6 separate regions of the Mus musculus genome follow, and regions 2, 3, 4, 5 and 6 are each linked to region 1. Evidence: chromatin loops called from intact Hi-C (ENCODE). Cell type or tissue: heart. All regions are shown on one strand. Region 1 holds the start of Fign (fidgetin). Region 2 overlaps Fign (fidgetin). Region 3 has its middle 120 kb from the start of Gm8541. Region 4 has its middle 170 kb from the start of Fign. Region 5 has its middle 250 kb from the start of Gm8541. Region 6 has its middle 260 kb from the start of Gm8541.

What was found. Hi-C counts contacts between places; a loop is a spot of excess contacts. Peaks named below come from ENCODE experiments on the same cell type or tissue, not always from the same donor. Only the 100,000 strongest peaks of a DNase experiment are listed, where the experiment ranks them.
Region 2: a loop joins it to region 1, with 3 times the contacts of the local background. A loop is called at or near these places in 8 of 42 quality-filtered maps.
Region 3: a loop joins it to region 1, with 6 times the contacts of the local background. A loop is called at or near these places in 11 of 42 quality-filtered maps.
Region 4: a loop joins it to region 1, with 2.3 times the contacts of the local background. A loop is called at or near these places in 3 of 42 quality-filtered maps.
Region 5: it touches region 1 in a loop (1.9-fold over the local background); 2 of 42 quality-filtered maps call a loop at or near these places.
Region 6: it touches region 1 in a loop (2.2-fold over the local background); 2 of 42 quality-filtered maps call a loop at or near these places.

Annotation. Positions count from the first base shown.
Region 1 is chr2:64,096,780-64,101,779 of GRCm38, forward strand. Fign (fidgetin) reads right to left here and starts at 1,259. Exons shown (of 4, transcript NM_001267846.1): 1 at 1,063-1,259; 2 at 116-285. In heart, CTCF peaks have their summits at 1,410 and 2,015; a DNase peak (open chromatin) is centred at 1,362; H3K4me3 peaks cover 2,631 bases; H3K27ac peaks cover 2,587 bases.
Region 2 is chr2:63,979,952-63,984,951 of GRCm38, forward strand. It overlaps Fign (fidgetin), which reads right to left. Exons shown (of 4, transcript NM_001267846.1): 4 at 1-948. The coding sequence starts at 940. Among named protein-coding and RNA genes, the nearest start is that of Fign, 120 kb to the right of the region's middle. In heart, no CTCF peak of the experiment used is centred here; a DNase peak (open chromatin) is centred at 2,520; H3K4me3 peaks cover 290 bases; H3K27ac peaks cover 2,054 bases.
Region 3 is chr2:63,697,706-63,702,705 of GRCm38, forward strand. No RefSeq gene overlaps it. Among named protein-coding and RNA genes, the nearest start is that of Gm8541, 120 kb to the left of the region's middle. In heart, a CTCF peak has its summit at 2,753 (motif pointing right); no DNase peak of the experiment used is centred here; H3K4me3 peaks cover 864 bases; H3K27ac peaks cover 892 bases.
Region 4 is chr2:63,924,163-63,929,162 of GRCm38, forward strand. No RefSeq gene overlaps it. Among named protein-coding and RNA genes, the nearest start is that of Fign, 170 kb to the right of the region's middle. In heart, a CTCF peak has its summit at 1,945 (motif pointing right); no DNase peak of the experiment used is centred here.
Region 5 is chr2:63,822,871-63,827,870 of GRCm38, forward strand. No RefSeq gene overlaps it. Among named protein-coding and RNA genes, the nearest start is that of Gm8541, 250 kb to the left of the region's middle. In heart, no CTCF peak of the experiment used is centred here; no DNase peak of the experiment used is centred here.
Region 6 is chr2:63,832,599-63,837,598 of GRCm38, forward strand. No RefSeq gene overlaps it. Among named protein-coding and RNA genes, the nearest start is that of Gm8541, 260 kb to the left of the region's middle. In heart, no CTCF peak of the experiment used is centred here; no DNase peak of the experiment used is centred here; H3K27ac peaks cover 333 bases.

The DNA of each region.
Region 1 (5,000 bases):
GAATTGGACATCATGAGCATCTGGTTCCCAAGCAGCCTCCAATGGTTTTTATCATGCTATTTAATTTGTCTTCCCTATTTAAATGCAAAGGAAGTAAATTCCAAAACTGACATACCATAAACACTGGTGCTACTGATCATTTCTTGCTGGTAGCACAAAAAGCTGAATTGGATTTCTCACAAGCAGGAATTCCAAAGGTTGCTTTTCATTAAAGCCACTTTTCCTCTCAGCTATCAAATGTCACTGCCTTGAAACGTGGGCCCTTTCGTCAGGTATTCATTTAACCTACATGCATATAATTAAGGGGGAAAGCAACATCAACAAAAAGGGGATCTCAGATCACAGGAGAAGAAAGAAAGGAAAAAAAGCACATGACCGGGAATACAAGTCCATGTCAATTTCACTCACTCCCATTGAAACTAACAAGAGCTCCGGGGAGGACGGTAATAGGATCAGTGGATTGTATATACCATTAAATTATACATCTTTCTCTCCCGTTCCTTGCCAACAATACGCCCACCACGCTGTACCCCCTCCCGCATGATGTGCTTACAGTTTTCTGCAACCGATCCTCTGACATTTTTCTCGATCCCCCAGCCACGAGATTGTAATTTAACCTCAACTTTTTGTGTGTGTGCAAGATTCTTATTTACACTTCTTATTTACTTAGAAGTTAGTTCCCGAAGAAAGTCTAGCCCCACCCTATGGCTCCGCTTTCTTATTTTATTTTTTTTATTTTTTGAGGTAAAAAGATAGTAGTGAGTAAGCCCAATATCGCGAAAAGCGAGATTCTTGCAGTCACGAACTCTTAATCCCATACTATTGTTATAACGATTAAGCTGCAGAAATATGCATCATAATGTTTCAGGGCTACTTTGTACAGAGAAATTAGACAGCAGGTTGGCGTACAAAATAGAAACGAATGCAAATTAAATTTACTGTTTACGGCACAACTCTGAGACCTCTTCTCACTACAGGTCTTGGATCTATCTATATTCTTTAAAAATAAAACAAAAACAAAAAATTTAAACAGATGGTAAAAAACTACGAAGCTCTCCTTACCTGGACGCGCAGAGCGAGCTCCCGATAGGTTAGCGTAGCATCGATCCGATGTGTTTGCTGATGAATGGAAGCTAGGGTTAAGTGAAGGTGCCTATGATTTGAAATCATTCCAAGTTTTTGAAGGGAAGACGGACTGCAGCCTCTGCCATGTTGGAATTTCAAACCCAAAACAGCTGCTTGGAAGGAGCCAGCATGCCAGAGGCTGAGCGCAGGCGCAGAGCGCCGCCGAGCCAAATTCAAATCACTTTCACACTAAGAGCCAAAGATCAGTTTTCAAAGGAGAGAGGGAGAAAGAGACGCAGGCGGCCGCGCGGCCGGGCGTCGGGAGGCAGTGGCGAGAGGCGGGCGTTGGAGCGCGGCGGGCCGGGAGCCCCGGGAGGGAGCGGCGGCGCGGGCCGGGACTGCAGGGGGAGCGGAGGCGGGAGGCGGCGAGCGGCGCCCGGCCGCGGGCGGACAGGGAGGGCGCAATGGCCGGCCGCCGGGTCATGTTACACGGCCCGGGCCTCGGCGGCCGCCCAGCCTCACAGCTGCGCTCCCGCGGCCCGGAGGGGGCCCCGAGGTCATGCCGGCGCGCGGGGACGCGGAGCCCGGCCCAGCCCGCGCGCGGGGAGCGACGCCCCCGGGGGAAGCGAGCCCCGCTGTCCACGCGCGATCGCGCGTCCCTGAGGGCCCCTCCCCGGTCCTCCGGTCACCACCGTAGCCTGGCCAGCCCTCCCTGCTGCTGCGCGCACGGGACGGGGACCGGGACGTGGAGCCGGGACGTCCCCTATCCCCGAGGCTCCCCGCACCAGTCCGAAAATGACTTTATCTGCTAGGGAGAGGCAAGTTGGGGAGGCAGATCAGCTTGAACCCACTTCACCGCCTCCACCTCCCCGGGAATAAATAAAAACCCTAAGTATCTAGGTGTGCGGTCCCCTCTCAAGCTCCCCCGGCTCCCCTCCCTACCTCCCCCAGGCGGCTCGGGCAGGGGAGAGCAGCGCCCGGGGGCCCACGGTGAGGGCTGTTGGTGCGCAGGCAGAGACCTGGGGCTTCAGCTTTCCCAGCCCCCCGCTATGGAGCAATCTGGGGACCCAGGAGAAGGAAGAGAGTCGGGGCTTTGTGGTGCTGGGAGCTGAGGAAGAATGAAATGTGCAGTTGAGTGTGTGGCTCGCATCCCAGGGAGCAGTGCCGTGCTGATTGTCTGTGGCTGAGATAGCCTTTTGTTCGCAACATAAGGTTTAAGAAACACACACACGTTTTCTGGGGTCTCTTGTTAGATGTAAATGTGCTGCATCCAGACGCTTACTATGCAGTGTAAGCTCAGTTGGTTTACTAATCACCCCGCCCCACCCCCAAACAATCAGGATCATTTGAATGGGAACCTCATTCAGACTTCTGGGCTGAGAGGATTGCCTTCAACCTATTTCATCCTAGACTAGCCAACCATCCAACTGAGATAATAAAGCAAACAATAACATTTGATCATGATGTCTACGAGATAATGTGCCCGGCAAAGTTCTTAAGGAATTGTAATGAGAGAAAGAGAGAGTTGGGCAATAATTTCTCTTCATTTTCATTAAATATGACTTTAATAGATAAATGGTGAGTTTATACTTTGGCCTGCTGGATGTCCAGTCCTCTATATTTCAACTAAGCTGAGAATGCAAGAGGCAAATTATGTATTCGACCAGGAGGCCATCTAGCTGAAAATGTTACTTTGAAGGTTGGAGCAGAAAATACACTTGTTTAGGAAGAATGTCCTTCCTCACTGTCCGCATGTCTGTCCGTATGTCTGCTAGCTTCTAGGCTGGAGCTTTAATAGACAAAACTCCAGCTCTCATAAAAGGCCAAACATATACTTAGAAATTCATTTCTTTCTTCATTTGAGATTTTCTTGCATCTCAATAGATGCACTTATCACAATAAATTAAATGGTTAAATCTGGGCAGATGACAATTAAAAAGAAAAGAGAACTGGATATCAAAAATAATGTTTGTTAAGAATTAGATTTCTATTTAGAATAGATTTCTGGATTTTTTTTTTTTAACTAGGATTGGAAACGAAGCAGAAGAACTGTATTCTGAGGCAACAGAGAATACGGAGACTCTACATTTTAGGAGACAGCTTTTAAACCAATACTAAGAAAAGTTGCCCATTGGGTTTTACTACGAAGAAATAACTGTAGGAAACTGTGACTCGCTGTTAGAGAATGTGTAGAGGACTTTCTAAATCTTCAAATCTCTTTTAATTTCGTTTATTACCCATTTGTGATGTGACACGCGGAAGACGTCTGTACATCTATAGATGCTCTGTGCCAGTCAAGCAAGACTGCTCTGTCCTTGTCGGTGAAAAAAAAATCAGACAGAAGAGCTAATCAACCTTCAACACTAAATCCCTAAGACTGAAATTAGAGTTCGTGGTCTAGCTCAGAATACTGAACATGTGTGTGTGTGTGTGTGTGTGTGTGTGTGTGTGTGTGTGTGTGTGTGTGTCTGTGTGTGTGTGTCTGTGTGTGTGTGTGTGTGTGTGTGTGTGTGTATGTGTGTGTGAGTGTGTGTGTGTGTGTGTGTGTGTGTGTGTGTGTGTGCATTCACTAGCCACCAAACAACACAAATACAAGACTTAAGACAATTCACTAACAAAATCTAAAAGAAAATAACCCTTATCCTTAAAGGGGGAAGGAGAAGGTGTGATGAGAAAAAGTTCATTCATAGATAATAGCAAGCACTTCTTCCAATTTTCTTATGTATTCATTGAAATATTATTAAATCCATTGTTGGACCTACCAGTGGATATAATTTAACCGTGAAGTCGTTAAAAAGGTAGCGACAGAGTACTGCATATACTTACAGTTTTAAATTGTATAACATCTAATGTAGCTCAGAGGAAAAGGGTCTCACCTAAATGCACGCACACTGTGGAGTAATATCCACAGAGGGTTTGCCACTGAAGGATTTCTAACTTTCACTCTTATGTATAAGCAAAAGCTGCTTTTTGCCAATCACTTTATGTTAAATTAATAATTCTTTTCACAATGGCTATGGCTTTGTGTGCCAGGTTTACATTTTTTTATAGCCATCTCTTCAGTTATGCACTAAGAATAAATAACATTGTAATGGTCATCATAACCCATTCCCATTCATCATGAAAGTTTACAGGTCTTGTCTGGGTGCAACTGCTTTTGTTCTCTGTACTAAGTATTACAGAATATTTTTTCTTGCTAAAACAAAGGACTAGGAATTGAGGGTTAAAACAGATTGATTTACTAGTCAAGGCAACAGGTAATTCAGGAAGAAATAGCAACTAGGTTTTTCTGTTGTGCTTGCCACTCTCTGGCCTTCATCTTTACTTTTGAAACCATGAGATGTTCAAAACCACATAAGAAGCTGTGGTTTTGGGGGTTTTGTTTTGTTTTGTTTTGTTTTGTTCTTTTATTGGATATTTTCTTTATTTACATTTCAAATGTTATCTCCTTTCCTGGTTCCCCCTCTGGAAACCCTCTATCCCACCCTCACCCCTGCTTCTATGAGGGTGTTCCACCACCACCCACCCACCTGCTCCTCCCTCCCCACACTGACATTCCCCTACACTGGGGCATCTAACCTTCCCAGGACCAAGGGCCTCACCTCCCATTGATGCACTCCAAGGCCATTCTCTGCTGGTAGAATTTGCTGAAAGATGCAGGAGGATCACAAGTTTGAGGCCAGCCTGGGCTGAACAAGAAATAGGTTTTCACACAGAGTCTTCCTACATGGTACATCCTGGCTAGAGCTTTTTGAGAAAATTAGAAGGAAATGGACCTAACTCTTGTTCTTTTTAAGGACAAGTGTGTGATCTACCACATATGTGAGCGAGCGTGGGTCTCCCAACCTGAAAGAGAGTTTTATGCCTCGCCCCACCAGATCCCCAACCCCTACTCCCAGCCCCTACCCCAGCTCCTCATTGCATGGTGGGGGGGC
Region 2 (5,000 bases), 120 kb before region 1:
CTGCCATATAGAAAGCTTTCCTTTTGAGAGAACTTGCTGAATTGTTGGTCAGAGCAGAGGGTGCAATGGGTGTCAAACCATGACCTTGGTAGGTGTAGCCAGGAACGGTAGTGGGGGGCAGAGGGGTGGGAGCAGGAATTCCTGAAGGCAGGTATGCTGAAGGAGGAGGGGGTGCTCCGCCAGGGCTGTACCCAGACCCCACGGCAGTCTGAGGAGGATAGCTAGCAGAGGGATAACTGTAACTGGAGAGATTGGAAGTCCCGTTGTAGCCTGGGACCAGGGCTGGTGGGGGAGGAGGAGGGGGTGGTGGCTGCAAAAGCCCAGAACTATGCAACGGGGACGGATGAGGCGAAGGAAGTGCAGGTGTGGCCTGGCTGCTGTAGGTAGAATGCAAATATGAGCCGTTGTATCCCGGAGCATATTCCTGAGATGGGAGCCCCGCATGAAGACTAGGTACTGTGTGGCTTCCACAGGTACTACTTGAGTAACTTGGCTCTGTCAGGTTGCTGGCCACCCCAGGGGAGCTCCCTATACTTGCCGAGACGTCTACTGGAGGGAGGGCTGAGCTGACACCAGCTTTGCTGGCAGTGATGACATCCGGGACACAGTTCATAGGATAAACGGCTTCTGAATTCAAGGAAGGCTGCCAGGGTTCGCTATCATTTTTCCGACCATTCACGAGTCCTGATGGTGTGTCTGAATAATTGCTGAGTACAGGTCGGTCTACGGGACCTTCCAAAATGCCAGAATACTTCTCTGCATATTTTTTCAGAAGGTTGGACGCAGTCAGAGCAGATATGTCATCATTCGCCCAGGCATACTGGTAGGTGCGCTGTAAATGACCTCTATAGGCTTCAACTTTGTGGGCGGGAGACCGAGTGGTCGAGGTGATGTCAAAGTGCTGTTCTGGCCACTGGGCATGCTCCGGCGTCCACTGCATCTTCAAGCCTAAGAATTGGACGGGAAAGACAATAAATTTACTTAGATATTCTTCGGAACACATAAAGATTCCCCCACCCTACCGCCCCCAACTATATCTGCTATTTATTAACTTCCACTAACAATATGGAGGTGGATAAGAATCTTCCCAGGTTGTAATACATAGTGTGATCTCTATAATATGAATTCTTCAAAATGGGGAGACATTAAACGTTGTAAAAAAGATAAATCCAATGTAAAATAAAACTCTGTAGATATCAAAAAAAAAAAAAAAGATAAAAGAGCCTTATTGCTGTCATAAACCCATAGAGTTACTTATTTAACACGAATACTAGACACACACACACACACACACACACACACACACACACACACACACACACTCCTGTCAAATTAGAATTCAATCGTGGTTGTTTGCAATAACATATACACATACATTTTAATATCCAGCATGCAGTACTGTTAACATGTATGCCACCTACTTATTCTGGCTCTTCCCATCAGTTTCTGTTTTATATTTTTAGCAATATAAAAATGAGACACAGCTGACAGATCGCATCTAGGATACCTCTCTTATTTGGTACTGAACACCTAGTTAGCACAGTATAATGCTCCCTGCACAGAACAATATGACACAGACATAGCAGGTCATTCCATAATCCAACTCTCATCTAAAGTGGCCCACGACAGTTTCAAATCTGCTTCGTGGAGTGCAGCAAAGCAATCTCCCAGGCAGCGCTCCACCGCTTTCATCGCACAAAGCCTACAACTCGGTATGAATTACAACTGGCTCCTTTTTGCCTCTCAGTTCTGTTGTTGAGTCTGGGGGGGAAATAAAAACAAGCATCACTTGTCTGTCCGGGCTTCTTGTGTGATTCTCCCTCCTCCTCTGATAATCCTCCTCCCCCAATAGACTGAGATACCAGGAGAGGAGGGAAGAACATGAGAAAAAGAGAAAGGAAGTGAAGAAGGGATGGAAAGAGTGGAGAAACTGGATTTTAGCCCCTTACATTTCTACAGTGATCCCTCCACGGCAGAAAGTGGATGCGTACAACTCATCCACGAGGTCACAGGAATAAACCCGTCATTCTGCTAGATTGCTAACTGAAGCCACTGACTCTGTAGTAACCCTGAAATGAGTATTTTCTTACTTCAGAGAAAACTCTCAGTTATTAGAATCAGATAGTCGTTTTAAATGATAACTTTGGAAAGACCTTGGGAATTAGCTGCTTCACACATCACAAAAGCAGTGCCCAAAGCGATTGATTTAAGAGGCTTTCATCTAGTTAGTTACCAACAAGTACTGGAACCCCACTCTCCTCTTTTTCAGGGCTTGCTCACTCATCTTAACTCTAATCTCTGCTCACTTGGAATGGACACTTCCTACCATGCTATGGCTGTGTTAGATGCCCTCCCTAATCTCTTTTGTATTACTCAAAGTGAATTCTGCAAACCATCTTGTGCCCTCTGGCAGAGAATCCTTGATAAGAGGAAGGCCTGGTCTAAATGAGGCATCTGTGGCATCCGTTCCCTTCCCTTCTGAATTCCCCAGCAGTGTTGACAGCTCCCATCCCTTTCTGTTCTCCTCCCCCAACCACTTCAGCCCTGCTTTGCCTGACTCTGGCTTTTGACATGGCCAGCTTTGACTCGCTGAGCTAAACTGAACAGAGCACACAGTTTGGTAACAGAATGGCATGTTGATTCCCTTCTGACTCCGTCTTCCTTGTTTGCAAAACCACTGCACCAGACAGTGGAAGTTAATTAGCAGGAGGATGCTGTGCTAATTGTGTTAATTTACAAGGTTTTAGTCAAAGAGAATCATGCCAGGGCTGGCACTGCTGTCATGCTTCCGACTTAATGATTAAGAAATACTGAAAACAAGGTGGGAAGGATTGCAGTAATTACACAATAAATGAATAAAGCAACAGGATTCATTTGCAAATATATTTTACTGCCGCTGGACTCATTTGCATTTGGATTTTTAAAAAGGATCCATGCAGATATTCATTTGCAAATCACCAACTCAGTGAAATTAAGTTTGGATGCCGCACAAGTATAAGTTAATCAGTCTTTATGTGTGTGTGTTTTGTAAAAATACTAAAGATTTTAGTTCTTGTGTATATGCAACATATTCCCCACTTTACTTCAAATATTCATAGGTTTGTTTAAGACTACACATACTGTAAAACAATCAAATCAACTTGGAAATTAATATTGTGAACCCCAAAGAAGCACACTTTTATTCTCCCACTCAGAGAAAGAGGAAGGAAGGGTTGGTGAGCGGGACTCTGGGAAGAAGTGAAGTGATCTAATTGTTTCTGCTTTCTCAGTCATTACTCTTTAAGAGGAGAAAAACACACCACAAAGTGGGTGATATGACTGAACTACACTTGAAGGGGGAAAGGATGCAATTTTAATGAAGCGGCTTTTCAGGAATCATACTTTCATTAGACTCAACTGGAAATTATTAAGGGCAAATCACCAGGAACCAATCGCAAGTAATCAGTATCTAACTTCCTCCAGTATCAAGGGATTTACTCCGAGCCTAACATAAAGGAGAGAATATCAATGTGATGGCAGTGTCGAGCTAAAAGACCTACACATTCATTAATCCCATGATTATTTTCAAGTAATTTCTATTAGGATTTTTTTCCTCTTAAAAAAAAAAACCTGAAAATATTGAGTAGTAAAAATAAGAACACATGTGCTCTGATGGGACATATTAATAGATAAAGAATAAAAATGAATATGCATCTCAAAAATAATTTAGAAGTCACAGGACTACTGGACAGTGCACGTGTAGGCAAGTGCAGCCTGTGCCTGGAAGCATACATGCATGCACAGGCAAGCACACAGAATGATCGGATTCGGCTTCCTTCCAGCTTAGTTGAGGCGATTACTTGTTGGATTTAGTTAATAGCCAGGACAGAAAGAAATAACCTTTAAAAAAAGGTGAACAGTGAAAAAAAAAATGGAAGGCAGGGCCTCTCTGTCTTGGTTTAAGCAAAGTTTTCTTATGAATTAATTGCTTATAACAATGCAAACATGATTTTAATGTTACCATTGCTTTACATGCTAAGCCTATGCACTTGGAACAAAATAGATTGCCCACTTAAACTGGGTATTTCTATGCAGTTTTAATGTAGCAAAACTAATTGAATTTTCAAACATTTATATTTCTTCTGAAATGAAGCAAAGATCCTATCCATCAAAAATAATTCATTGGGATAGTTACTGGATTGAATATGTTTATTGATGTAACTGAAAGTTTACCTATTGATGCATACTAAGCAATATCCTTAGCAAATGTGAGAAAGGTAAGTCTGATGTCTGTTTAACTTGAAGGAAAAAGGAGTGTTCCTTTCTTCTGGGAGAGCCTTGGAACCATAATCTAGACCCTGATGTTACTAAGATGCACAGGAGTCAGTGTTGACGACCCTGGTGGGGCCTTGAGAACATAAAGAGCCTATTGACCAGTGCTTGAATCTTAGCATTATGTGTTGGGGGAGGGCACCAAATGTATTGCTGTTGTTGATCTTGTTTACTGGTGGTGACAAAGTGGAAAAGATGTGGCGCCAAATGTTCTTTGAACAAAGGTATACAGTGCCCCAGTTGACTGTATCACCGTTGTCTGGGAGAGCAGAAGGCTTCTGGTACTAAAGCAAGGAGATGAGTTAAAGAAAAGAAAAGCAAAAAAGCTTTGATGTGATTTTTCCTTAGAACATATAAAGAAAAAAAATCCAAAGAATGATGCTATTTTACACTTTAGAAACTTGTTTTCAGAACAATAATTCCCAATGTTGTTTAGAGGTATCATACATAGTACAATAAAGACAAATATCAGAGAACAGTCAGATGTATGCCTATAACTTTAACTCTAGCATTTGGGAGGCTGTGGGATAGTCATGAATAAGAGGATATCCTGGGCTACATAGAGATATCTTGTCTCTCATATAGTTTTTCTTCTCCTTTCCCCCTCCATAAAATATAGGAAAACAATAGCTATAGATTTTAAAGATAATTTAAAAGTGCTCCAAAATGATATTTTTTATTTTGTAAAA
Region 3 (5,000 bases), 400 kb before region 1:
GAAAGTTTCCATTGCACCAGGTTTCCACATCTCCCAATGTAGATTTCCCCAGTTCTAGCTGTGTACTCACATACTCCCTTCTCCACCCACTCCCCTCATCTTTCTTGCTTCATCCTCACCTCCCCCTACTCCATTTCCAGTTGTCATCAAAAAGGCTTCCTCTAGCAGCAGATGGGAGCCGAGGCAGAGGCAATCACCCAGACATTATGTAGAGAGAGTGCCTAAATTGAAAGTTTCCATCAGGTTCCTCCTCTGAGCTCTGGGAATCCCCTGAAGAAGGAGGAAGAAAGATTATAGGACTCAGAGGCGCTCTAAGACACCAAGAGAATATGACCCACTAAATCAACTCAGCAGGACACACCTGAGCTCACGCAGACTGAAACAACAAGCAGATGACCGGCATGGCTCTTGAACAGGTCCTCTACATATGCTATGCCTTGTACCTTGGTATTTCTGTGGGACTCCCAGTGTGGGAACGGGTTTATCTCTGGCTCTTTTGCCGCCTCTTGGGACTCTTTCCTACTGTTAATTTGCCTTCTCCAGCTTCAGTGTGATAGCATTTTTGCCTTTTCTTGCTGTATTTTGTTTTGTCCAGTTTGGTTGTTGTCAATTGGAGGCTTGTTCTTTTCTGATGGGAGACAGAGGACTGGGATCACGGGAAGAAGTGATGGGAGGGTGGCTGGGAAAAGTGTAGTCAGGACTTACTGTCTGAGAGAAGAATTCATTTTCAATAAAAATCAAAAACAAAAGCAGTTCTCATATGCCAAGAAAATAAGGACTTGACTCGTCAAGACACACTGGGTCATTTCTATCTCTGTAACATGATTTTAACTCAAAATTTATAATCCCAGAAGCAAAAGCTCCCAAGGCCCTCTTTGTAATTCACTGCTTATAGAAATTCAAGCTCTTTTATTTAAAGTTTTGTTAAAAAAAATACTTATAATGAGGAAGAGCATTTATGTCCAAGAACAAAGGTATGTTATTAAACATATTAGATTCAATAGTAATTAGATTAACTTTAATTTAATTTAGAAATGAATTGATTGAGGAAGGGGAAGGAAATACAAAGCATAGACCATGTAGTTACCCGGACAGTGAACCATAGCATTAGACTTTTAAAAATGATGTGTTAATGGAATTCAGGAACCCACGTTACAGTGTAATTCTTTGCCAAGAACTAGAAAGTAACTGAATACTAACCAAGAGAGATAGTAATTCTGAGAAATTTAACTAGGTTATATAATACACTTGGTTCAACAAATTCCTCCTAAGTAGAGGAAATACCTAGACACACTGAATGTGTTTGATTTTTCCAAAAACTGACAAGACCTGCTTGCTTGGCGCCAACCATGCCAACATTAAATACTGTACAGGTTTTTTAAACTGGTACGTATTCCTTCCTACACTGGCCCTAAATTCCACTTCCAGAGAATCTCTACTTGAGATAGGCTTTGCTTCTTTCTTTCACTTATTGTTCAGTTGTTCTTTGGTTTATGAGCGTAGAACTCTCCCTGACAGATTGCCGCTGATAGGGAAAGCACTAACATGGAATACTACTTGAATGGGCTCTTCTGTAGAGAAGGGAACAGGACATTCATTTGAAGAGTAGCAAAGTTAGAAGTCAGTAAGAGGATCTAAAGAGACAAAGACAAGGAAGAGCAGCATTGGAAATGAGAAAACAGGCTGGGACCTCATTGGCTAGAGGCTTTGCTTAGTTCCCTGTCATCCGGCTCTCTCCTCCCCGACCCATAGCCACTCCATTAAATACCTAGGGATTGAGAAAACTCACAATGTACTGTACAATTATTCAAAATTCCTTTCCAAATAATCTATTTTTTTTTGTTTTTCTCATAGTGTAGACCAAATACTTTATAAGCCATTGAACGAAGGCCTATTGCCTATGTTGCAGAACTGATGAATCATGCTTCATGCACCTCAATTATGTCATACCGCTGAATTTACATAAAATTTCTGATTTCATTAAGTATTACCATTCAATCAAAATCTTTTTAAAACTATGTTGCCATGCTACAAATTACTTTTAATGCAACAAAACATTCTAAAATTGTTACCTATATGATCACCTGGTCTCAAACTTTAGTGCTTAGCTGTACAATGCAAAACACAATTCATTTCAGATGAGAAGTCTTTCTTCTGTAACCTGTCCCAGCATAAAGTTTTATGAAAAAAAAATTTAATGTGTGACTTACTTGAAATGAAAAATTGGAATACTAAAATGCACACACCACCCCTACTGGATGCTTAAATTTTATTTTATAAAATATATATATATATATATATATAATTATATATTATAATTATGAAAAAGAAGGAGAAGGAAGAAGAGAAGGAGAAAACAGGAGAAGGAGGAAGGCCTGATATAGAAATTTGCAGACGAAACACCCTGCATTATGTTCCGTAATAGTTAAGATATGAAAGTGTTAAATGTTGATGTTCAGACTGACAGTTGTCATATCTATACACTGACCATGTCCTCACTGTAACTCTTACAGTGAAACCGAAGTAGAATTTTAGAGGCAAAACTAAGGTGAGAGAAGGATCACGGGGCCATTGTAAAGTTACAAATAATTTTAATGGAACTCTTAGCTAGAAGTACAAACTGGAAGAAGACTACAGACTGAGCTCAATGATGTTATCTGCAGTTTTCTCTCCATCTGTCTCTACCTATCTAGAGGGAGATTTCAGGCTTCTCATTTTCTCTTCAAGTCGTACACTCTTTGGACAGTAGAGGGCACTTTAAATTTAGACAAAGCCCAAGGAATCCCTGAATCTCCATACAGAGAGCTTTTGTTTGACTATAAAGAAATACAATTTCGGCCACATTTTAAATGGTATGTGTCTTTTTAGCTGTGTGGTTAAAGAGTATGTTTCTGATTATGTGAAATCAGTTTCTCATTTCATAATATTTTATAGAAATTCAGTGATGTCAAATGCATGTAGTATTAATATCTACTGAAGACTAGTGATATTACACAAATCCTGATCAGTCCATGAATGAATATGTCTTTGATTTTTACTACTAATGGAAAGAGAAAATAAAGAACAAAACTCCATATGTAATTTAATTGAAACCTCAAAAATATATCAAAAATGATAAACATAGGATATATTATTTATGAAAGAAATCAGAAACACAAAAATACCATTTGTCTAGATCATAACATAAATATCAACACTTATGGGGTTTTTTTACCCATTTAAAAGGTACATAAAAATACACTTAATAAAATGTAGGCTTTCATTAATCTCATAAAGTACATAAAATGTCCTTTAATCTTACATTAATACTTGCTAATGAAATGTTTTCATATTCATTTCTCAATCTTTAAAGAAAAAAAATTCAGGTTTTTAGAAAAAGCTTCAATGTGTTGCTGATAGTTAGGAAAAAATAACTTAAATATAAATGGCTGGTTTTCCAGTATCCTTAATCACCTTAACTTATGATAAATGTGTTATCATTTGTACACGCTCCACTCTATTTTGAGTAACCAAAAATGAAAACATGACACATATTAGAATTCCAAAATAGGCTACTACTTTTGCTATTAATTATTACTTCAGCATTATTGTAAACCATTTTCACCATATAAATATTGCATTTCCCCATTTAGTTGAAAGCAGTTAATATATATATATATATATATATATATATATATATATATATGAAAGTTGAAATTTTATTATTATTGAAAATTAGCTTGTTTGTTCAATCTAAATCGTTTCCCTTCTCTGGGCTGTCAAGTGTAGACGCTGTCTAGCTGTGAAGAATTGCCCTGATTTGACTTTAACCTTAGATCAAACACTGAAACACAAGAGTAAATCTACTTAATTTCTGAGCAAATAAAAAAGTATCTAAAATTTCCCGAGCTGAAATGTTCCAATATATTTTCAAAAATCTATGATTGCACAGCAAATAGATAGAAATTTCTTCATAGATAGGAATTACCATAAACTTTGAGAAGAATTTATTAGTCTTAGGGCATAGGATTAGTGAAGAAAAACAGTGAAAAAAAAGTTGTTCGATTTGTTTCTGCCAAAGTCTTTAACAAAAAGAAAAATCTCTAGTTTAGAAAGAAGATTATATTTTCCACATCCAAAATAAAGAAAAGTTTACTATGCATCCAGTCACCTTGATTCCCAAAACCACCACGAGTAAAACACAATGCGGAGATGTGTCTCACATATAACCTTGCCCTTTGTCATTTTCGTAAACGAAAAGCAAATAAACAGCAATTGTCGCCACTCTAAAATGCACGGCCGCGCTCGGTGGCATTTATCCTTCCGCCTTCCCTCATTTATTATTGCGGGTAGACTGTTTGCCACCACCACTGCTGGGGAGGTCTGACACAGGGAGGGGAGGAGGAGTCGATGGACAGCGCCTATTATCTCTTCCCTACTCTCTCTTGCCCTTTTATGGCCTATAACTTCATTCAATCTACAGCTACATTTATGTCCCTTTTACAACAAAAAGGGTCATAATGCTGCCTCTGCTAATAGTGAAATTGTCTAATTTGTGCATCTTCTTTTAAGCCTTGGGACTGGTCTCCATCTCAAGTTATGCCTGGGTTTGTCCCATCAACTTTGAAAATGATGGTCCTGTTTAGGTTCTGCTTCCTGCCAGAACTGCCTGACTTCTGTGCGAGACCCTCAGGCAGACCAAGAGGGAGGAGAAACCTGGAGTGAACCGCGCAGGGACACCCAGAACATATCCAGAGCGCTTAGGGTGTCCCAGGAGATGGCAGGTTTGGATCCAGGGAGCTAGCTGCCGGTCAGCTGACATCCAGAGGGCCCCAGTGCAGGAATCTGAAGAATTTGCTTGCTCAGAAGATGAGAGCTAGAGGGACTCCCCATTCTGACCCCAGCGCGCGCCGGCTGGGGACCAGCAGGGCCTCCCTGCAGCTGCTGCCAGTGCTGTCCCCGCTGCCGCGCTGGAGACTGCAAGGAGTGGGTTGCTGGGCGGGCCTGGCAGCTGCTCTGCC
Region 4 (5,000 bases), 170 kb before region 1:
TGAAAGCAAGACAGTGGCTGATAAATGATAACAGTTTTCAAGGCCAGTTTGTGGTATGCTCGAGTTAACAGTGAGAACACATTTCATCCCCAGGCAGGTACGGATGCTGCTCCTTTTCCAGTCCCCAAGTTCTTCTTCTTCTCTCAATGCCCAATATAAAAGTCTCCCATTTTATCTTCAGTACTGTAACATGTGCTTTGTGGAAGCATTTCATGTTTTCTAATGAGCTAGAATCTTGGAGTTACATGATCCAACTATCCCACCCCACCCCAAATAAGAGCTGATTATGATCATTTATAGACTACAATGAAATATAAGCAGCATCTCCATTCTGACAGCTATATTACAAATTATCATAATATTATACTTACTAACTAGCATATTCCTAAAATTTCCCACCTGAAATTAATACAGTGAAAACATCCAGTAGTGGAAGCAATTGTCAAGTTGTGCTAGTAATAGTAACTCCACTCTAAAGACAACAGAAAGCTTACTGGAAAATTAATGTGTAATGATGTAACACAGTCCTATGTTTAGTTAACACAACACTAGTTTGCAGTTCAACTCTTGCTTTTGTCTAAGTATCAGCATTTTATCAGACAAAAATAGAAAGCAAAACGTGGCATTTGTATAATATTTTTATTATGAAGGAGTTCTAGCATATTTATTTAATATAGGTAAACCTATTGAAGATTGATAAAGTTTATAATCTTATTTTATTAATCTTCCTAGACAGAGTAGCAACACAATATTCCTGGAGTCACATACAAATGAACGAGGCAGGAGAAATCAAGTCACAGAATTTTATTTTCTACTTAGCCTCTTAGGCTAGTTTGTTGCTTTGAAATTACTTGATTACCAAAATGTTTTCTGTCTTCAAGGCATTAATTACCAAACACCTACTATGTGATGTGAACATCCATGAATGACATCTTAGCCATTCCTTAAAAACCAATCTACCAAAGACGAATTCTTGTCATTTGATGAAATATGAAGATATTAAGAAATTTAACAGACTTGCACTAAATTACAGCCCACCCTCCCACCCCCACCCAGATGTAAGAATCTTTCACTACTTTGTCATAATATCATTTAAAACTAAAAAGGTAAACATTTCCTTAAACAAGTACATAAGCTAAAAAACCATTACATTTCAAGACAATCTACCAACAATAAGAAAACAACAAACAAACAGAAACCTTCCAAAACAAAATTGTTGCTAGGAGAAGGGGGGGAGGTAGGGGGGAAGAGGAGGAGGGAGGAAGAGGTGGAGAAGAATCAGAAGCAGCAGCAGCAGCAGCAGCAATGTGCTTCAAAGCAATAATTAACATCCAGCAAATTAATATTGACTCCTTACAATGTCAGATGTTCTGAATTCCTGACTTCCTGTAGTTAGTTTCCAAAGAGTTTTGATGGGGAAATTAGAATACTTGAATGAGATGAGGGATAAGAATAGTTGACAAAGCTCCGTGCATGCACATTTAGAATAGGAAAAGAGGACCAAGGGTCCAGACAGGGACCCTTCCTTTGTGCTGTGTGAAAGAAACACTGCATCTGTGACTCCCTGAGATATTTTTAACAATGGCAATCAAATCTCACTAATATTTTTACCAACTGTAGAACAGCCTGTTTTCATAATTGATTACTATCTCTCTGTCTTCAACTTAGCGAATCATCTACCCACAGAAACCTACCAAGCAACCATTGCTTTAGAATTCCCCTGCGGCTTCTTGTTTGTGATTTGACTGGTTCCTGGACTCTGAACCCACATGGAGGTCCAGGCCAGTAACTTCCAGGAGATAAGTGCCAATGATCTCACCTTAGGTTTATCAGGCTTTTAAACTCGCCAAGTGGCTCACCCATTTATGGCAAAGTTTCCATTTTCATTGGGGTTTGAGGAGAGAGCTTTCAGAGGTTAGAGCAAAACTTTCTGACCAGGAGGTGGAGCAGATTCCTTTGAGAACACAGGTCCAAGGCTTTGAGCACAACTGTGAACCCGTAAGTCCAATGTGTTACCTGAGTAACAGTGCAGGACAGAAGGATTCCTTTCCTTTAGTCCTGAGCAATTTGCTGAGAGTTTAGGTGAAACGTCTAATAACATTACTTGGCTGATGTTGTATCTCAGTAAAAATGTTGGCTTTATTAAGAAACAAAATCTAAGGCATTTACCAGCAATGCCCTCCAGAGGAACACCCAGAAAATTGTTTGTTTTTCCAGCTAACAAAGAAATGAGAGAAACTCTTTGACATTTCTGCTTGGAGGAAAAAGAAAAAAAAAAAAACACACACACACACACTTTGGATACTCTGATGCATTCTTAAAATCCGAGTTTGGAGAGAGACTTAAGCTCAACTCAGTTAACACGCCTTGTTCTTCTCAGTGCTTTAATTACTGCTCGAGGGAGACTAAGTTGGTTGCTCCTGGCTCTTAGGCTGCTTGGGGGTGGCAGTTGTTGGAGTCATCCTGAGACAATGTTTCTTCTGGGTCAGTCTGAAGAAACGCTAGCAACAATGGCAATCCCCAAGGCAACACTCCAGAGGGGGTCTAGATTCAGCTGTCAGTCACCTTCAGCTCAGAGCCATCAAATGTATTTACACAAAAGCTGGTTATCACAAACCTTTTGAAAAACTATGTAAAGAGGAGATTTACCCATCTTTGAGTCTTAGGTTTGGATTTTTTTCCCCTCCCCCTTTAAACCCTTCCTTTTTCTCAGTCTATCTTCCTTCCCACCCCCAATTCCTCCCCTAACTACCTCTGGGAACTTCTAAGAGTCCCCCCATTTCTTTTGTTCCACCCTCAAGCTTACTCTGCTATTGTGTTAGAGTTTGAACCTAAGCTTGAATATCACTCAAGAGGAATGAATATCTGCTATTATGGGAACAATTTTAATTCTAGTATTTTGTCTGCAAAAGGACAGAATTTTCTAGGATTGGGGTGATACATTTTGCTGTGCTGATCCCTGCAGTTATACAGCAGTAAATATTTCTTCAAGCATTTGTCTATGTCAACACACTCATTCACGTGTCTTGTATGCATCTTTTTTCTCTTTCTTTCTTTCTTTTTTTTTTTTTTGTTTTGATAAAGGCTTTTCACAAAAATAAATAAATAAAAATTAAGAATTAAAAATTTAAAGCCTGGAACATCATGCCACTGAGGTAAGGTACACAAGATAAAGAATTATTTTGTTTTTCACTATTACTGAATTTCAGATATAACATGAAGAGTTTTGTTGGTGGTGTTGTCTGTGATCTCTATAGCTTTTCAAAGTATGTAAAATGAATGTTTTCTCCCAACTGATTTCTCTACATTATAGCTATGGTACTTTGGAATTAGAAGATAGCACTGCTTAGTAAAAATTGTAAATCAAACATTCCATTGAAAGGTGAGTCTATTCACTTATGTGTAAATGGTTTCTAGAATCAGGCTATCACAATATCAAGCAGCATAATGCCCTGAAGGAGCATCTATAATCCTATCGACCTGGTCCACTGTAAGAAACGTTAGTGATACAAAGAAACAAAACAAAAACCAAACCAAAACAAGAATCCAAAATATTTATACAGAATTCAAGCCCTGGCTTGCAGGGCTCATCACTTACTCCAGACCACAACCTCAACAGTTTCAGAAGCCAATCCCCTAGTCTCTACTGGTGCATACTCAACAGTCTAATAAAAACTGCCTAATTTGCTGTCATTTCTTCAGCATTTAGCACTGACAAAGGCACAACAGAGAAAGGATCATTAGCAACTACCCACAGAACAAAAACAAACAAACAAACAAACAAACAACTCAAATAAAATAAGTACTTGAGGACACAGAAAGCTGATGGTTGGGTAATTTTAAATATTCTGAAATCTTATTTGTAATGCTAATTTACTCTCAGCGGGGTGGCCATAGCCATCCAAATCTGCATGGTTTTGTGTTTTCCCCTTTCTAAAGAGTTCCTTCCCTTCACAATATCCTCCAAACACATCAGGCTTTGGGTTTGTTTTGCTTGGAAAGAGCAGAGTCAAGTTGCTTGGTTTTACACACAGATTTAAGCTCCTGTGGCAGGGTGAGGTGATTCCACTCACTAATAACATTGTACATTGTATGAAGTAACTGCTGAATAATTGCTTTTTGTTTTCTGTATTGTTTTGTTTTTATAAATGTTATTTACTTTAAAAAAAAAAAAACAACTCGCAAATACAAAGCACCACACACCCAAATTTACCAAAGCCAAAGTCTATACATTTCAGTGTCTTTCATAACTTGTGCCTATTATCAACATTCAGTCCTTCTTCCTCCCTAATAGTTAGGTTGTCTTTCTTGTTCTCTTTTCTACATGATATACTGCATCCACATGCACATATACTTACATATAAACATATATAATGTGTTGTGTTTTATAAAAAGAAAGACAGGGATAAGTTTTGTAGAGTCAGATGGAAGGGGTGCCTCAATAGGCCCATGATGAGACATCCTTTCCCTCTGAAGTACCAGCCATGCAACAGGTATAGTGTAGAACAGAGTTTATTTAGGGACATGGGAAAGGGAGTTGAGGAAGGAGGAGAGAGAGAGAGAGAGAGAGAGAGAGAGAGAGAGAGAGAGAGAGAGAGAGAGAGAGAGAGAGAAGGCTGGCAGGGAACACACAGAAAGACAGGGCAGGGGGTGAGAGAAATGGGTCAGGGAGGGAAGAGAGTCAGAGACAGAGAGACAGAGAGATAGAGATAGAGACAGAGAGACAGGGAGAGAAGGGGTAGAGAGCAAGGAGAGGCCAAACAGTCCCTTTTACAGTAAGTCAGACCTACCTGGCTGTCACTAGGTAACTGTCAGGCTGAGCTTAGAAGGAATGCCAATATTTCTCCATTTTGGTTTAATTTTTTTTTTAAAGGAGAAACTGGAAAGAGGTGATAGTGAAGGAGGAATAGTGTCCTTGTGATCTTTCGCTACTTCCTGCTGACTTTGGGCCAATGTAACTCTGGAGAACCTAAGAAAACGGGGATGGGGATGTTCATCAC
Region 5 (5,000 bases), 270 kb before region 1:
CAAGATAATGCAATGTTTATAAATCCTCACTATCTGAATATCTGAAAGGACACTTCTACATGCACATAGTTTGTACTTTTCTTGTGTGAAGTTTTCACCATTTGGCAGGAACATTTTCAACTTTGAATAAAGAGAATGCATTACATTTACAGAACTTGTACAAATCATTCTAATGTGGGGAGGGGCTCATTGACACCAGCTACACCTGCTTACCCTGACTGCCCTGGGCCAGGCTGACCAGGCACTTGGTAGACTTGGATGTGTCTAGTCCTTCTGGCCAGCTCTTCAAAGCGGGAAGCACTATGCACACAACACTGTGCCCTTCAGATAATCAACTGTCATCCTAAGAATGACAACAGTCTCTTCAGATGGAACAAAATCTTAAACTAATAGAAGGAACCAGACGTTCTTTGTCAGGATCCATGTCAGGTAGCTGAATAATCTGTTGCAAAAAGACTTCAAGTAGAAACACTTGGAGTTCTTGACAAGATGAGCCAAGTCAAGCATGCTCCTTTAAAGCCAGATATGTAGTTAGGATAGATCACTTGGTTTTCTGTACTATTTCAATGTTTTTTTCCCTCCCTTCCAGTGCCTTTAAGAGCTGAACCAAAATAGACACAGAAAACCATATACACTTGTGATGACTGTCAATGTCTTCTTGTTTGCAGACACAGAGTCTCTTATGGGGCTGCATGAACCTCCACTTCATAGATAGTAAGGCACATCTAATCTTAGTGCAAAAGAGTTCAAGGTCTAATTAGGTTTGTGTGTCATATGACCCAAGCATGGGTTTGACTGTGTTATTTTCTTTCTACCTGAATACCACAAAAGTCCTTTCCTCAAAAACTGGGCTTGCTCTACAGAAGAGTATTGGAGCCATAGTAAGACTATTTGGATTTGCAGGATTTTGAAATTGTAAGCTGGCAGTGGACAAGTGTTAAGCCAAGCGACAGATGTAACACGAAGTACTTCTCATCTACCCATTTCCTTTTCATTCTTTTTTATTTATTTAAAGTATAAGTACATCACATTGGCCTTCATCTGCTCCTACCTTCCCCTTGCATGTCCACCCCCAACTCCCTCCTAAACTCACAAAATCCTCTTCTTATCAATCATTGTTCCTTATGCATTCAAGTATATAAATACAATCTGCTAAGTCCTTTCAATGTTGCCTGTATGAATATGTTTTTAGGACTGAGCACTAGGCATTAGATAGCCAGGGAGGGTCATTTTGTATAAAACAGCCTCCTTGTAATAGTTGTTAAATATCAGTAGTTCTTTATCTAGGATTAGGGACATATGAGATTTCCCCAACTTTGTTGGAATCTCAACTGCCATTGGAATTGTTCAGGTCTTATGTAGGCAGCAATGTTGATGAAGTTTCATGTGTCTAGTTTTCTTGCCATAGCTGAAAGGCAAGATTTACAGACGACCTCCTGGTTCTCTGGTGTTTACAATCTTTCCACCCCCACTTCCTCAATGTCTTACATACAGGTGTCTTAAATGTGTACATTTGGGCTTTTCATACCACCATCTTCTGGTCTCTTGGTGAGCTGCAGTTTTCTTTATTGATCTCTTCTGTGTTTTCTGTAGTAGACTTCTTTGACCAGAGGCAAGGGCTACATTTGTCTACAGTTAAAAAGATAAGTTTTAGAATGCAGTTAGTAATTATGCTGGCATACAAAAGTGGTAATAATAGGTTTTCCTCTAAGGTCCATGACTTCACTGGCTTCTGGTAGTTGGCTGAGTTTCTAGTACAAGGCATCATTTCCCTTCTGATAAGCAGGCCCTGAGTTTAGTTGGACAGCTGATGGCTACTGCCAAGCTAGATGTCACACTCTTGCACTTTAGAGTTATGTTGCCATGCTATCTATTCCTGTTCATGGTTGTCATGGATAAGTAGTGATATTAACTTCTTTCCTCCCTTAGCAGGTTGCAAAGCACCTTTGTATAATATGAAAGATGGTCCACCAGGAGCAGGATTTCAGGTCAGTTCCAGCTCATATTCTTCAAATCCTTTGTTAAGAGTCCATGGTGTCTTTGACAATCGGGACAAGCCTTCAACTTCTGGGACATGATAGGGTCTTTTTGGAAACAGCAATCAGGTATTTGTTTGAAGTTACTGATAATCTTGCTAAGACCTTTGTGGTTTTAAAATCATTCCAAGTTACTCTACTGGAATAGTAAAATCTCAGCAAGAAAGAATTTAACAAAGATAGGGAGAAGTACTGTGAGAGGATTTTTGAACTCATTTATTGGAGGGATTTGATAACTCTTCATAAGTATCAACTGTGAAAGTAGCTGGGCAGCCGACCCAACCTAAAATGCATGGGAGTGGAGACATGGGATGAAGATGAAGATAATACTCCTCTATTCACAGGTGGATAAGTAAAAAAAAAAAAAAAAATTACTTAGACCAAAAGAGAGAAAAAAACCCATAAATTTACATAGAACACCTAGTGGCTATTCACACATAGTCAAAGCAATGACTGATTTGTAAGAAATAGTAGCTGACTCTGTGATTGTAGAGACCACAGTGAACTGAAAGCAGAAATGAAAAACAGGCAAGTATTTGCACACACAGTTGTCTTAGTGTCTGGAGGAGACTGCTCTAACAAAAACATCCCAAGATGCAGTGACATTAAAAAAATGTATAGACATTGATAATAATGTGGCATACAGAAGGTAGAAAGTTATCTTGGTATTGTATTCAAGTGGGGAAATATAATTGAGTGATTTTCAACACACTGCCTCATCTTAACATTCCCACATGTTGCTGCTTTTAATAACTGGTCCCAAAAATGGAGTACTTAGGTTATATGACTTCCTCTTAAACAAGATGGACTAAAACCCCCATAATGTAATTTTGCCCACATCTAAGAGGCCTATAGTTTATTACAACCAAATCTGAATGAAAAGAACTATGAAATAAGGGCTCTAAATTCACATCCATAGCTCAACCAAAAGTCATATGTGTTAACACGAGGATGAATAATATCTATCAATGAAAGAAACAAAGAATAAACACTCAGGAGAAACTTGGAAAGAATTATATGAACAAAGCCATCCACAACTAGAATTAAAAATCGTTTTTATTTGTGTTGCTGGAGCAAATACCAGAGTTGGGTAAGTAATTGATAAAGAAGGGAATTCCAAGCTCAGAGCACTGGCAGAATGAACCAGAATGACCCATTATTGAGGACTGCTCTCTGTTTCCAAGATTATGCCTAGTTGTTATAGATTCCAAGTTCTGAGTTCTTACAGGGTGGGGCCTTTTATGAAGTCTTTAGGAGGATTTATGTATGTGGGGTCCTCACTGACCTTATCCTGTCTTAATGGCCATTCCCTTTATTCACCTTGAAAATAAGAAACAATTATAACATGAATTTGGGAGAAGACACAGTCGTTTTAATCAATAGCAGTAGTCCTCTGAACCAACTGCACTTTCCTCTTGAGTATTCAGGCAGAGTCAGTCATGGGCACAATTCAATGGATTTCTGAATTCAATGGTAGATGAGAACAGAAGGCAAATGTAATTCCTTCTAACCCTGACATGTGGTGATTTAACAATGGCCCTTTCACAAGCCTGCTCACCTCTCCTAAGCCACTCAGCTACGAGCACACTCTGGATGGAACTGAAAGGTTCCACTCCACATCATGACATCAAATTCCTCTCTTTGTATCACTTGGGCATGTGTCCATGTTCTCAAATTCTCTAAAAGAAAATAGAGTATTTCGTTTGCCCTTGTATTTCAACATGGTATATGTACATTTGTGCCCATGTGTGGTGTGTGGCTGTGTATAGGTTCATGTGTGGGTAGATGTGTGTTTGAAGGTGTGCCTGTGCATGTATGCACATGTGTGTGGAGTCAATAGCGGAGGTCTTCCTCTGTTGCTCTTTGACTTATTCTTTAGTCTTTCATTGAGCATGGAACTCAGAATATCCAGAGTAGCTTTCCTGAAGCACAGAGAGCCTCCCATCTCTGCTTTCCCCAGTTCCAACTTGAAAGGAATTACTACCATGCCCAGCCTTTTATGGAGAACATGGAGATGCAAACTCAAGTTCTTATGCTGGTACAGCAAGCACTTTGCTTACTGAGCCACCTCCCTAGCCTCTATTTTTCAGTAATATAAATTAAATGTGATCATCTGAAGTTAAGTCGCAATTCCTGATATTTGTACAATATGAGTTTGTAATGGCAGCTGAATAACAATGATGCGAAACAATTGTGAGTAGATGATGCTGTTGAGTGGCACTTATTCTTTTCTTAAGGTAGGAGGCAACATGGTAGCCAGGAGCCAGGTTATTGTTCTAGTTTTCATTTCTCCTGCTGTGAGGGAAATACTGCCACAAAAGACACGTTCAGGGGTGAGGAAAGGGAAGACGCTTATTTGGATTACGAACTATAGTCCAGCATTTTGGATAAGGCAAGGCAGGAGTTTAAGCAGCTAGTTACATTAAGTGCACATACTTGAATGAGAGAGGTAAGCAAACCATCCTAACTGCTTGCTGGGTTTCAGTGTTCTCCCTCCTTGGCACTTCACTTTAAACATCAAACACATGGTAGTTTCTGTATACCAGAAAACTTAATCTTAGCAATAATTTAATCATTTTTCTCAATAAAATATGTCTTTCTTTTCTCTCTTGAGAGGATAACTAGATACATTTCCATTGCATCCTCGAAAACTATAAAATCTATGGGAGCGAGAGCAGAGTGGTTAGAGCACTTCATATTCTTACGTAGGAGCCAGGTTTGGTTCTCAGCACCCACATGATGGCTCACAACCATCTAAATGTTATATTCTAGGGGACCCAATGCCTTCTCTTGATCTTTACATACACCAGGCCCACATGCAGTGCCCAGACATACATGCACATAAAACACTCATAAACGTAAAATAAAAATAAGTAATTTTAAAAAAACATGAGACATAGGTATGGATTCATATGCACATGCACACATGCAAAATAGGGATGTAAACATTTCATAACATTCCTC
Region 6 (5,000 bases), 260 kb before region 1:
TTTCTTTCCCCACCTATTTACAATGAATACTTTCATTCTAGAAGTATTTGAGTTGGCAAGCCTTGGTCTGGAGACTGCCTCAACCTTCCCTGGTGAAATAAGAGTTTTTTATCCCACTTTTTCCACTGGGTCCCTTCCTTCCACTTGACTGATTTTAGTTACCACTAAGTTATTCACAGTTATGCACTCATTCACTGCTTGCTAGACAGGTACTGCATTCTTCAAACTGTTCTGGACACTTGACAGAGAGGTTTCTTTAGGATGTCTGTATTCATCTTAATTCAACATTAACAGTAAACAATAATGCATTTCCAATAGTGAAGAGTCCAACACCAAGATACTAATGCAGAGGAAGTAGACAAGCCATTGCTGGGAATACCAGTGTCAACAGGCTGTGTCTTCTGTGACGCAGTACATCTCATCAGTACCAGGATAAAGAGCCCACATGAAAATCAAGAGTGTTACCTGGGAAACCTTTTCCATACACTCTGAAAGCAAGGTTCATTTGCACAAAGTAAGACCTTCTACCTCAAGTGCATGCCTGACTTTCTAGTTGGTGATAGATACAAAGGTGCTTATAGTCTTCCAGTTAATTATGTCAGTGGCTTTTTGGGGGGTACTATTTACTTTTTATGCTTCAGGTTAAAAACCGGGTGAAAAAGAAATCAATAAATTTCCTTCTCTAGTGTAAGTTGATGCACCCTTTATCACTGCACTGATAATAGACATTTGCTCCTCTGAGGAAAAGTATGACTGAAGTGAGTAACAAAGCATTAGAACCTACTATGGAAAATTCCATCACCCAAACTCCTGACATCACCTTAGAGAGGAGCACCCATGACAATTAACATGTCAAATGGCATGTTGCTACAAAATAAAAGAACCATAGAGGACCATGCTTGTGATTGTGATGTACAATACATTTTGCCTGTTGAAAGAGTAAATCAACTTTAAACAGACCTAAAACCTTCCTCCTCACAGGCTAGCTCTCCTGGTGTCAGAAGGTTTTATGAAGGATGCTGGGATGAAAGACACCAATGGTCCCCACCTGAGACTGGACCCTGTACTCTACCAATACCAAGTAGGATGATTAGGAAAGGGTGTCTGGTACAGTAACTGCATTCTGATGAGATTGAGGCCTTCTTAACAAGAGACAATGTCATGCCCGCTACTATAATCCTGACCTAAAGGCCATGGCTGGGAGGTCACGAGCCTAGGGTGGAACCTGCTACTGTTATTTTGCTAAAGGTTCATGTTGTCGAATTACAATATAAATATTCATATGTATACCCACAGACCTAGTCTACTCTCAACCTTGAACAGAGAAAGTTCTCTCTCTCTCTCTCTCTCCCTCCCTCTCTCTCTCTCTCTCTCTGTCTGTCTATCTCTCCAGTAGTCAGCAGTCAAGAGAGAGGCATTACTAGTCAAATGGATGAGAATAACAAATTAAGTGCTTATCTCTAAATGGAACATCTTAATGAACTAACCACCACCACTAAGGCTAAGGGCACAGTCTAGAATAGGAATTGGAAAGAATATAAATATTTAAAAAGTTATTACTTGTGAAAGTATTTTTAAATCAAACATAATAATTCTACCTATTTTGAAGTTTTTCTTTAATAGTTTTTTATTTTATGATTTCATATATGTATACAAAGTATATTGAACATTCTTCCACCTTGCCTCCAACTGCCCATACCTCTCCATGCCTATCAATTTTCTTCTGCCCTTCAAGTTCATTTCCCAGGTTCATGACTGACTTAGTCAGGGTTTGTATTCCTGCACAAACATCATGACCAAGAAGCAAGTTAGAGAGGACAGGTTTTATTCAGCTTACACTTCCACATTACTGATCATCACTGTCTTAGTCAGGGTTTCTATTCCTGCACAAACACCATGACCAAGAAGCAAGTTGGGGAGGAAAGGGTTTATTTGGCTTACACTTCCATACTGCTGTTCACCACCAAAGGAAGTCAGGACTGGAACTCAAGCAGGTCAGGAAGCAAGAGCTGATTCAGAGGCCACGGAGGGATGTTCTTTACTGGCTTGCCTCTCCTGACTTGCTCAGCCTGCTCTCTTATAAAACCCAAGACTACCAGCCCAGAGATGGTTCCACCCACAAGGGGCCTTTCCCCCTTGATCACTAATTGAGAAGATGCCTTACAGCTGGATCTCATGGAGGCATTTCCTCAACTCAAGCTCCTTTCTCCGTAGTAACTCCAGCTGTGTCAAGTTGACACAAAACTAGCCAGTACAATTGACCCCTTGTCAACTTGACACACAAATACATCACTAGTAAGCCTAAACCCTTACATTCTTATTCATCCCCAAGGTCTAAATAACTTTAAACATCCCACAGTCTTACATATTCTTAAATTTTCAATCTCTTTAAAATATCCATCTCTTTTAAAATCCAAAGTCTTTTTACAATTAAAAATCTCTTAACTGTGGACTCCACTAAAACAGTTTCTTCCTTCAAGAGGGAAAATATCAGGGCACAGTCACAATCAAAAGCAAAAGTCAATCTCCAACCATCCAATGTCTGGGATCCAACTCACGATCTTCTGGGCTCCTCCAAGGGCTTGGTTCACTTTTCCAGCCATGCCCTTTGTAGCACACGTGTCGTCCTCTAGGCTCCAGATGCCTGTACTCCACTGCTGCTGCTCTTGGTGGTCATCTCATGGTACTGGCATCTCCAAACACTACTGTCTTCTGCTGAAACTGGACTGTACTTCCACAAATAGCCTTTCATGGGCTCTTTTCATGGTGCTGGCCTCAACTTCTCTGCCTGGCCCCTTCAGTCTTGGGCCTTCAACTGTCACTGAGGCTGAACCTTAGCCAATGGCCTTTTCTGGCTTCTCACAGTGTCAAGCATCAGCTGCTACCCCTTCATGTTTCAAAACCAGTACCACCTGGTGACTCTTATACATTACCAAGTTTGGCTGCCAACATGAGGTCCAACCATGGCTACCTCTGAAACACAGTTTTTCTGTACTCTCAGAAAATTCATCCCAGAAGATAACACCTTAATGATGCTGGTCTCTTCTTAATCACTGCTAATTCCTTAGCTCCAGCTAACCAGCATCAGTCATCCCAGTAATTCAAAAATTTCGCTTGAGTAGTTCTGGTATCTTGTTAAGCACAGCTGATTCTTCAGCCCCAGCTAACCAAAACTACAGAATCTTCACAATCAAAACAATGACCCTGATAAGTGTCTTTAATCTTCCCTCTGAAATTTTATAAGCCAGGCCTCAAAACATGTGCATTGTTCTCAAGATTATCTTCCAAGCTCCTATTGAACATCCCACAGAGCTCTTAACATCCAATGGCTCTTCTAGCTCAAAGTTCCAGAATCATTCCACAGTCCTCCCAAAAACATGGTCAGGCTGTCACAGAAATACCCCACTCCCAGCGCCAATTAAATGCTGTCCTTATAAGAGTTGCCTTGGTCATGATGTCTGTTCACAGCAGTAAAACGCTGAGACAATGACATTCAGTTTCTTTTGTTGCCCATTAATTTACCCATGGTCATCCATACAACAATCTATCCAGTGAGGTCAGGAGAGGTCATCAGTGAGTATACAGGCAACAATGTCCTCTCTCCATCAAATATGAAGCTTTGAAAATGCTAGAAGAGACAGTTGGGAGAATCCTTCAGAAGGTAGAAATAGGTAAGACATTCTAAGTAGAGTTTCTACCACTCAGAAAATAAGACTAGCTGCAGACAAATGGCACCTCACAAATTCGGAAAACCTTCTGTACTTCAAAGGAAGCAGTTAAGTAAAGAGTTAATATGCCATACTGGAGAAAACTTTGACAGCTATAACTATGACAGGGGGTTTAACATCTAAATTTATAAAGAACTAAAACAAATGTTCATATTATGGAGAATAAGTGATCATGGCTGTCCAGGCCTAAGCATTTATGACTTAAGTCAGGAAACACTCTAAAATAGGAGGTGGGAATATTGAAAAGGTCTGAAGACCAGAATTATTGCTGTGTGATAATTTATCCTAAACAGGGCAAGGATATTGCTCTTGAGAACTCTAAACACTATGACTGAATGAACAAGACCTGAAAAGACTACTCCAGTCAACATAACAACATGGATAAAGCAAAACTAATTGAACTACATAAACATACGTGTGTGTGTGTGTGTGTGTGTGAGAGAGAGAGAGAGAGAGAGAAAGAGTGTGTGTGTATTTATACACATATGTGTATATATTTACATACGTATATGTATATGTGATATATGTATGTGTATATATACACACTCTTACACATATGTATGTGTAAGTAGAAGTGTATTTGTGATATCATTAACTTCAAAATGGGTGCCTCTGGGTATGCTGAACGAATGAGGTGGGTAGGAAGGATGCAAATGCCATATTCTCATACAGGGAATCTTCAAGTTAAAAAAATTATAGTAAATATAAAACAAACTACCTCTTTCAAAAGTTGGGTTATGAACCTCAAAAGAAGAAATACAAATAATTAATAAACACTTTTAAAAGGCTTCAGCGTCACTATCCATCAAGGAAATTCAAATTAAATCTATGTAAGATTCTCTCTCTCCCCAGTCATAATAACCTTTCATAGTAAAGCCACTAAAGAAGAAGAAGCTGGGGCGGATGTGGGGAAAGAGAAACCCTATTAACACTTGTTAGAAGTGCAAACTATTGAGGGCACTATGGAATTTGGTGTGGCATTTTCTCAAAAACAAAACCAAACAAACATAAAAGCTAGAAATGTAGCTATCACGGGCTGGAGGAATGATTCAGCAGTTAATAGAGCTTGTACTTACTCACAAAACAGAAGTAACTACTAAAACCAAAAAAATAATTCAACTTCTCCTGGGCATATGCCCAAAGGATTATATACCCTACTGCACAGATACATTGTGTCTACAAAAAGGGAGTAAGGGACACAGAAAGAAAGGAAGGAAGGAAGGAAGGAAGGAAGGAACGAACGAAGGAGAGAGAGAGAGAAAGAAAGAAAGA